Regions from separate parts of the Homo sapiens genome. Here region 2 is linked to region 1. Evidence: chromatin loops called from intact Hi-C (ENCODE). Cell type or tissue: PC-9. All regions are shown on one strand. Each heading gives the region's core, and the rest is flanking DNA. Links, peaks and the distances in the headings are about the cores only.

Evidence for each region. Hi-C counts contacts between places; a loop is a spot of excess contacts. Peaks named below come from ENCODE experiments on the same cell type or tissue, not always from the same donor. Only the 100,000 strongest peaks of a DNase experiment are listed, where the experiment ranks them.
Region 2: a loop joins it to region 1, with 13 times the contacts of the local background. A loop is called at or near these places in 1 of 110 quality-filtered maps.

What each region holds. Positions count from the first base shown.
Region 1 is chr16:69,038,391-69,042,785 of GRCh38, reverse strand. TANGO6 (transport and golgi organization 6 homolog) reads right to left here. Exons shown (of 18, transcript NM_024562.2): 17 at 2,365-2,478. Among named protein-coding and RNA genes, the nearest start is that of HAS3, 65 kb to the left of the region's middle. In PC-9, for the core only: no CTCF peak of the experiment used is centred there; DNase peaks (open chromatin) are centred at 2,005, 2,525 and 3,055; H3K27ac peaks cover 1,514 bases.
Region 2 is chr16:69,235,084-69,239,478 of GRCh38, reverse strand. The region is part of intron 1 of SNTB2 (syntrophin beta 2); the gene reads right to left. Among named protein-coding and RNA genes, the nearest start is that of SNTB2, 50 kb to the right of the region's middle. In PC-9, for the core only: no CTCF peak of the experiment used is centred there; no DNase peak of the experiment used is centred there.

The sequences.
Region 1 (4,395 bases), core at 143-4,142:
TGGATGAAAAACACTGATTCTTCTTAACTCCCTCTCATACAGTGGATTCTCAATAAGAGCAATGTGTATTATTGTCCCTATAGCAATTTATTTAATTATACAAATTACTGAGCTATGATCTATATGTCCCCCATCCCCATCAAGGTCCTAAGTAAAACCCTGGAGCCTCCATCCTTCCAGGTGAGTGCTCCAAGTTAATGAGCAAGTCTGTCCCTACAGAAGTTTTTTGTTTGTTTTTTGAGAAGGAGACTCACTCTGTCACCTAGGCTGGAGTGCAGTGGTGCAATCCTGGCTCACTACAACTTCTGCCTCCCAGGTTCAAGTGATTCTCCTGCTTCAGTCTCCCAAGTAGCCTGGATTACAGGTGCCTGCCACCACGCCTGGCTAATTTTTGTATTTTTAGTAGAGACGGGGTTTCACCATGTTGGCCAGGCTGATCTCGAATTCCCGACCTCAGGTGATCCACCCGCCTCAGCCTCCCAAAGTGCTGGGATTACAGGTGTGAGCCACCCCGCCCGGCTACAGAAGTTTTTATGAGTCAGCCAGATCTTCCCCATATTCCTTTGTGTCACTATTAGTTGCCACCCTAATATCCATTTCCTGCCATCTTCCTTGCTGACTAAAATTCAATTTCATTCAGAGTAGCAATGTGCCAACTAAATACATTGTCAGGCTCCTTTGCAGCTAGAAACAATTGTTTGACACAGTTCTGGCCAATGAAATAGGAATTCTCCTGGGGGGTTCTGGGAAACTGTCCTAGTTCCCCAAAATAAGAAACAAAAAGCACCTAGGGCTGTCCTTCTCTTATCTTCTTTCTTTCTCATTTAAATCATTCACAATGGCCAGAGCTGCAGCAGCTATCTTGTAGCCATGAGGCAAAGGCCACAAAGATTATAGAAATGTTGGTCCTGTTGATACTGAGCTGCTAAACAGACACCACCTACTTACATATTTCTTGTGATGTGAGAAAAATCCTTACTTGTTTAGGACATTGTAGTTGAAGTTTTTCTAATTTGTAGTTGAACATGCTCATAGCAGATAAGTTCATTCAATCCAAACCTCAACCTATACAAGGTGGAGGAGAAGGGGGAGAAATGCAGCCGAGGGTAAAGCACTATTCCCAAAGCACTGGGAAATCCAATGGCCTCGCTAGTGAGGTGCAACAACAGCAAGTCACTACGTAAAGAGAAAAGGTGGCTGTGTAGGAAAGGAATGGGATAACTACTGAGTCCCTGCCTGTACAAAAATGGCATCAGAAACTCCATATGGTAACATTCTAGGATGAATAAAGCCCATGTATGTGTGTGTGTGATAAAACAATCACTTTTTTTTTTTTTTTGAGACAGAATTTCACTCTTGTTGCCCAGGCTGGAGTGTAATGGCAAGATCTCGGCTCACTGCAACCTCCGCCTCCCGGGTTCAAGCAATTCTCCTGTCTCAGCCTCCCGAGTAGATGGGATTACAGGCATGCGCCACCACACCTGGCTAATTTTGTATTTTTAGTAGAGATGGGGTTTCTCCATGTTGGTCAGGCTGGTCTCGAACTCCTGACCTCAGGTGATCCGCCTGCCTCGGCCTCCTAAAGTGCTGGGATTACAGGCATGAGCCACCGAGCCTGGCCTAAAACAGTCACTTTTATAATGGCTTCACTGACACTTGGTTAAATACTGATGTGTTAGCCACAGATGAGCATTGTGGATACTGGGTGGTGAATTATTAATGCAAATTTTCCATAGGAAGTCAACTGGGAATGTGTTTCCATTAAAATCAAGACGAAAATTAATTTAGAGGTCGCTCATTCTCAGCACACATATGGTTTTTTATATATATATATATGTAAATATATACTTTCTTCCTGTATTGGCCATACGCTGGGGAGAAATCCAGCCAAACCCACTTGAAGGAGGAAGAAAATTTAATTTATGCAGCACCTAACATGTCATAGATTGAACTCAGCTAGAAAGGAAACATCTTCAATGAGGCCCTTTAGTAATTCAGCATGAACAATCAAATGAGTCAGAAAGGCAAGTCACTGAAGTTCAGGGTGCAGAGGCAGGGTGAATGTGTTCTAGCTAGCTCACCTTGGAACAATGAGGACAATGCCAGGATTCAGGGCCTCAATCTACAACCTTGTGCTCTGGTTTTTCTTAGTATATAGTTTGGCCAATATGTTACTGAGGTAATAGAGACATACACCGAAGATACAAACAAGGTCATTTTCCTGCTACAAAATCCCTGTTGATGGATTCATTTGGATGAATCCATCGAGGAAAGAGGTTTGAGGCCTTCCCTGGTAAAAGGAAGATTGAGAAATAGACAAATAAAAGAGGTGGAGAAATTGCAAAGGGCGAGAGACGGACTGACCTCAGTAGCTTTCTGGCTGAGTCCCCGAAGCAGCAGCACAACCACATGTATGGCAGCTCTGCGTACTTGAACTTCACCATCTGTTTTGGCCACAGCAATCAGGCAAGCTGTTACCTAGGAGGATGAAGGAAGATGAAGTTGATAAGAATCAGAGTTGCACAATTACCTATAACCTTTCAACTGTGTTCCACTTACTACACATTCATCAAGAGCAATCTGGCTTAGAGAGGGCTGGATAGTTGCTTAATCCTCAACAAAGAGGGTGAGATCTAGTGGGAGAGATCTTGATGCAGTCTGACTTTTCTGGTAGAGGGCAAAATCCAGTTTGGAATTCAAGAACGAGATTAGAGAGTGGGAAGGAATATGTGTACTGTATATTATATGCATTTTGTAAAAGGTAAGGTCAAATGCTAATATTTCCACAAAAGTGAGAACTGTTAATTGTCCCCCTTTAAGAACATCAAATCAAAGGAAAAAAGATGGTCCCAACCATAGCTGCTTCTAGAGACTGAGGATCATGGGGATTTAGCTAAGGAGACTTCAGAGTTCACAGCCTGGCATGAATGTGAATGTACCATTGATGAAAGTTTCAGCCTAGGGAATAAAGAGTTACAGAAATATTCTAACTGATCTTCTTCAGCATGTCCAGATATTCCAGTCCTACAAATGTAGTGTACACCGGATGTGAGTCAGCAGGGGTCACTTTCAGAGACTTCCTGAATATGGAATAGGACTTTCTGTGCTCAATTACTTTACGTATTTTTTCTGTTTTGTTTTGTTTTGTTTGAGACAGGGTCTCACTCTGTCACCCAGGCTGGAGTGCAGTGGTGCAATCAGGGCTCACTGCAGCCTTGACCTCCTGGGCACAAGTGACCCTCCCACCTCAGCCTCCCAAGTAGCTAGGACTACAGGTGTGCGCCACCATGCCTGGCTAATTTGATTATTTTTTGTAGAGATGAGGGTTTTACCATGTTGCCCAGCTGGTCTTGAACCCCTGGGCTTATGCAATCCTCCTGCCTTGGCCTCCCAAGGTGCTAGGATTACAGGTATGAGCCACCGTGTCCAGCCTGTGCTCACTTTTTTTTTTTTTTTTTGAGACGGAGTCTCGCTCTGTTGCCCAGGCTGGAGTGCAGTGGTGCAATGTCAGCTCACTGCAACCTCTGCCTCCTAGGTTCAAGTGATTCTCCTGAGTAGCTGGGACTACAGGTGCACACAACCATGCCTAATTTTTTTTTTTGAGATGGAGTCTCACTCTGTCGCCCAGGCTGGAGTGCAGTGGCGCGATCTTGGCTCACAGCAAGCTCCGCTTCCCGGGTTCACGCCATTCTCCTGCCTCAACCTCCCGAGTAGCTGGGACTACAGGCATCCGCCACCACACCTGGCTAATTTTTTGTATTTTTAGTAGAGAAGGGGTTTTTCACCGTGTTAGCCAGGATGGTCTCAATCTCCTGACATTGTGATCTGCCCACCTCGGCCTCCCAAAGTGCTGGGATTATAGGTGTGAGCCACTGAGCCTGGCCCACCTAAATTTTTGTATTTTTAGTAGAGATGGAGTTTCGCTATGTTGGCCAGGTTGGTCTCAAACTCCTGACTTCAGGTGATCTGCCCGCGTCCACCTCCCAAAGTGCTGGGATTACAGGCATGAGTTACTGTGCCTGGCCAGCGCTCAATTACTTTAAAAGACCATACTAACACAGGAAAGAAAGACTGGAAATTACTTGCAAAACTGATATATAGTTAATTATGTCATAAAATCAAACAGTTGAATGTAACAGCCACTGTACCCTTGCCTGGCTCCTGGTAGGCAGAAAAATGTTTTAAAATCTCAATGAAGAGATACAATTAACAAGAATGACAACAAACCTTTCTGAGGCATTCATGTAAGCTTTAAAAAGAGAAAAAAAAATTTTTGAAAGTGTGACCAATGGCAGCAACAATCTGAAGGTATGTCTAACTTATTCAACTGGTCTCTCATATACTTTTTTTTTTTTTGAAACAGGATCTCGCTCTGTCATCCAGGCTGGAGTGCAG
Region 2 (4,395 bases), core at 69-4,068, 200 kb before region 1:
TAGCACAACAGAGTTTTCTGAAACCATGGAATGGTCCTGTATCCTGATTGTGGTGACAGTTACAAGAATTTATGTATGTGTCCAGATTCATAGAACTGTATACCTTAAGGGGAAAAAATTCAATTGTACAGTATGATAATTACAAAATAAAATAAGTAAATTATACAGTATATTGGAAGATGTTAAGTGTAATGGGAAAATGAAACACAGCAAGGGAAGGGGTCAGAAATGCTGCCCAGGGTGTCAGTTTGTAAATTTTAAATATGGTAGTTAGGGTAAGCCATTAATAAGATGTTTGAACAAAGACTTTAGGAGATGGGGGAGTTGGCCATGCAAATATCTGGGAGAAACATTCCAGCCAGGGAGACAGTGTTAGGACAGTAACAGGAGTTACTAACAGGAGTGTTAGACAGTAAGGAGACCCAGAGTAACTGGAGCTGGGTAAGTGAGGGGGACAGAGTAGTAAATGGGGTCACAAAGGTAACGGGGCTGGGAGGCAGACCATGTACGGCCTTTTAGGTCATGGCAAGGACTTTGGCTTTTATTCTGAAACAGGAAGCTATTGGGAGATTTTCAGGAGCAAGTGACCACTATGTTGAAAATAGAATAAAAGAAGGCCAAGGCAAAAGCAGGAAGACCAGCTGGCAGGTTAACAGGGATGAGAGATGATAGGAGTTGGACCAGGGGAATAGTAGTGGAGGTGGTGAGAAGTGGTCAGATTCTACATCAGATTACATAAGGGGGTGGCAAAAAGAAGAGTCAAGGATAATGTCAAGATTTTTGTCCCGAACAAGGCTAGAAGGATAGCGTTCCCCTTGACAGCTTTAGAAGAAAGATCAGGAACTTGAGACATACATTAGACAATCAAGTCTAACAGGCAGCTAGATATATAAGTCTGCAGTTCAGGAAATGGGTGTAGGCTAAAAACATAAATTTGGGAGCTATTAGCATATAGTTGCTATTTAATGCCATGAAACTGGATAAGATCACTGTATCAGTCAGGATCCCAGCAGGAAACGATAGTAAGGGATTTAATAAAGGGACAACTTATGAAGATGTGGGCAGAGTGCAGGGAAACCACATGGAAAAATAGAGTGTAGTATCCCATGGCTATTAGCTGTTTCCACATGTAGGCCTGAAGGAAATAGGAAAGAGAGTGGGTACCAAACCCAGAAGAAAAGAGCCCTATAGAGACCGATGTGAGAGGAGCAGTGACTTTCAGTCAATTCAGCCAGATTGCACTGACCTGCGAATTGGGGGCCAAGGGGATAAATGCTCCAACCTCACCCTCCTCCTTCTTTCCCTCCAATGTCCTATTGGGGCTCTACATTGGCCAAACCCAACAAAAACCAAAGGCCAAGGAAGTCTGCTGATGTTGTCCACGCAGGTCAGCGTCCGGGACAGATGGCATGTAGAGAAGGAGCGGACCTAGAAGAGCCAATGGAAGACTTCCAGCACAAGCAAGGAAGTGAGTACGGAAGAGAAAGCAGACACTCCACTATTAAAGGGCTGGGGAGAAAAGAAGGAGGTAGGCAGAAGATCCACGAAACACAAGTGCTCCATAGAAATACTGGCTTAACAGGCATGGTGGCTCATGCCGGTAATCCCAGCACTTTGGGAGGCCGAGGCAGGAGGATCACCTGAGGTCGGGAGTTCAAGACCAGCCTGACCACATGGAGAAACTCCGTCTCTACTCAAAAAATACAAAATTAGCCAGGCATGGTGGCACATGCCTGTAATCCCAGCTACTCGGGAGGCTGAGGCAGGAGAATCACTTGAACCGGGGAGGCGGAGGTTGCAGTGAGCCAAGATCGCACCATTGCACTCCAGCCTGGGTAACAGAGCAAAACTCTGCCTCAAAAAAAAAAAAAAAAAGAAAGAAAGAAAGAAAGAAAAAAAAAGAAATGCTGGCCTAAAATAGTACCAAGTTTATCCAAACTGAAAAAGCACTCCCTTGACCTGATGAACCCAGACTTGGCTCTTCCCTCCCTTCACCATTCCTTGAAAATCAAAACAAAACAATTTCTGCTTATTGTTTCTATTTTCTCCTTTCACTCCTTAATCTCTTCTGAATTAAAACAGCATTCTAAAGGGTTATCAATGTTTTCTTACCCAATCCAAAGGCCCTTTCTCAATCCTTATGCTCGACCATTCCAATATGTATGGCAATGCACTCTACCAGCTGTTTTGTATTCCTTCTTTCTGGCCATTTATTTTTTAAGTGCCTTTTTTCTCCTCCTATCCCTATAATCCAGGTGTTTCCTAAGGCTCTGATTTTAGCACTTCTCACTTTATCCTCTCATCCCTGTCAGCTTTCTGCTGGATCTCCAGTTTGACACAGCTCTCTAGAACCAATATCTCCTGTTGGCCCCAATCCCACCACCTGGGTGCTGCCCCATCCTTCAGATTCAACATATCCAAACAAGAACTAATCTTCATTATCCTTTATCCCCTGCTCCTGTGCTCACTCTTGTAGTTATAAGGATTAGCATCATCATCTTTCTCGCCACCCAGGATCTAAACCAGTACTATAGTTAGCCTGGTGTGAAGCACACTCTTCTGTATTTTATTAAAGGTTGCCCAGGTGGTTAATTCTCATGCTCGATCAAGGTTTGGAAAATGCTTCTCTAAACCTTTGCAGACCACTCTCTGTCCCTACCCGCTACATCTAATCAGGTGCCAAATCACATCTGAAATTGTTCTCTAGCCTACCTACTCCCCTCAGTTTCCACTGCCAACATGCCTTGGTTAACTCAGACCAGCCACTGTAGTGGCTGCTGCTGCTGCTGCTTTTTTTTTTTTTTGTAATTGTAAAATATACACAACATAAAGTTTACTATTTTAACCATATTTTTTACATGTACAGTTCAGTGCATTAAGTATTCACATTGTTGTGAAACCACAACCACCAGCCATCTCCAGAACTTTTTCATTTTCCCAAACTGAAACTCTATACCCACTAAACAATTACTCCCCATTCCCCTATCCCCTGGCAACCACCATTCTACTTTCTGTCCTTATGAATTTGACTACTCTAGGTACCTCACATAGGTGGACTCATACAATAGTTGTCCCTTTGTATCTGTACTGGCCTCTTAACTGATCTCCTTGCCCAGACCCTCTTCCCTTCTCTCATGCCTTTACACAAGGTTACCAGGTTGATTGTCCTAGACCCCAACTCATACCAGGCCACTCCCGATTTAAAAGAGTCTCTATGGTTTGCTACTGCCTAAGGAATGTAGTCTAAAGTCTTGTGTATAAATTCATCTTTCCAACCATCTCTTCTCTTCTGTCCCCTCAAATATCTTACTAAACTGCTTGCACAAGAAAACCCACCAAAAGATTTCAAGCATAACCACAGGCCACCACAACCCAGTAAACTACTTGCAGAAAGGTATACTCTGACTTTTCCTGTGTCCTTATTTATATTGATTCCCTCACTTCTTCACTTCCATGTGTCCAAATCATACCCATTTCCCAAAGCACATCTCAAATTCCACCTCTATTAATCCTAATGCGAAAGTAATGGGAGCTTACTAAGATGTAGCACAGATAAACCAGTAATTCTATATATATCTAATGGGACTGCATCCACACAACTCCAAGAACAGTTGTAGAAGTGGTAGCTAACGGGTTCAAACTCACCACAATTCCAGGATATTTGAAGAAACTTAGTACAGCAGCTGATGTGCCCCTGATATTGGTCAGACAGAAATTTCCTCATTATAGGCCTGAAAGCAGAGAAAAAAATTCCTGGTACTATGTTGTTAGCCCTGGGGATACAGCAGTTTGAAGCTGTCATATTGGTGCCAGGGTTTTTTGTTTTGTTTTCTTTCTTTCTGCTCCCCACTTCCCGCCTTTCTTCCTTTCCCTTCCTTTTAGTTCCCCCCTCCCCCACTTTGGTCTCATTTCTAGGACTCTCGCAGGTATTCTGAAGGACATTTACAGTGATTAAAGTCTCTAAAAAACTCCACCTTTCTCCACCTATATAGAAACTACAGAGAAAAGCCCAGAGTTCTGAAAGGCAATCACATTGGCTAATGCTTGAACAAAATGTTACTCAATATTGTTTCAATAATATGGATACACACTATAGGGGTTTTGAGATAACCCCTTAACATTTATGCTTAGGATAGTTCTAGGCCCAGGAAGTGAACAAGAAGGGAAGACACCCATTCACCTATTCTACGTAAAATTAAAACTGGCTAAGATGTTCCAAACCACTCATCGGAACCAAGTTGAAGTCCGGGAACGGTGGCTCATGCCTGTAATCCTACCACTTTGGAAAAAAAAAAAAAAATTAGCTGGGCATGGTGGCGTGCGCCTGTAATCCCAGCTACTCAGGAGGCTGAGGCAAAGAGCATTGCTTGAAACCAGGCGACAGAGGCTGCAGTG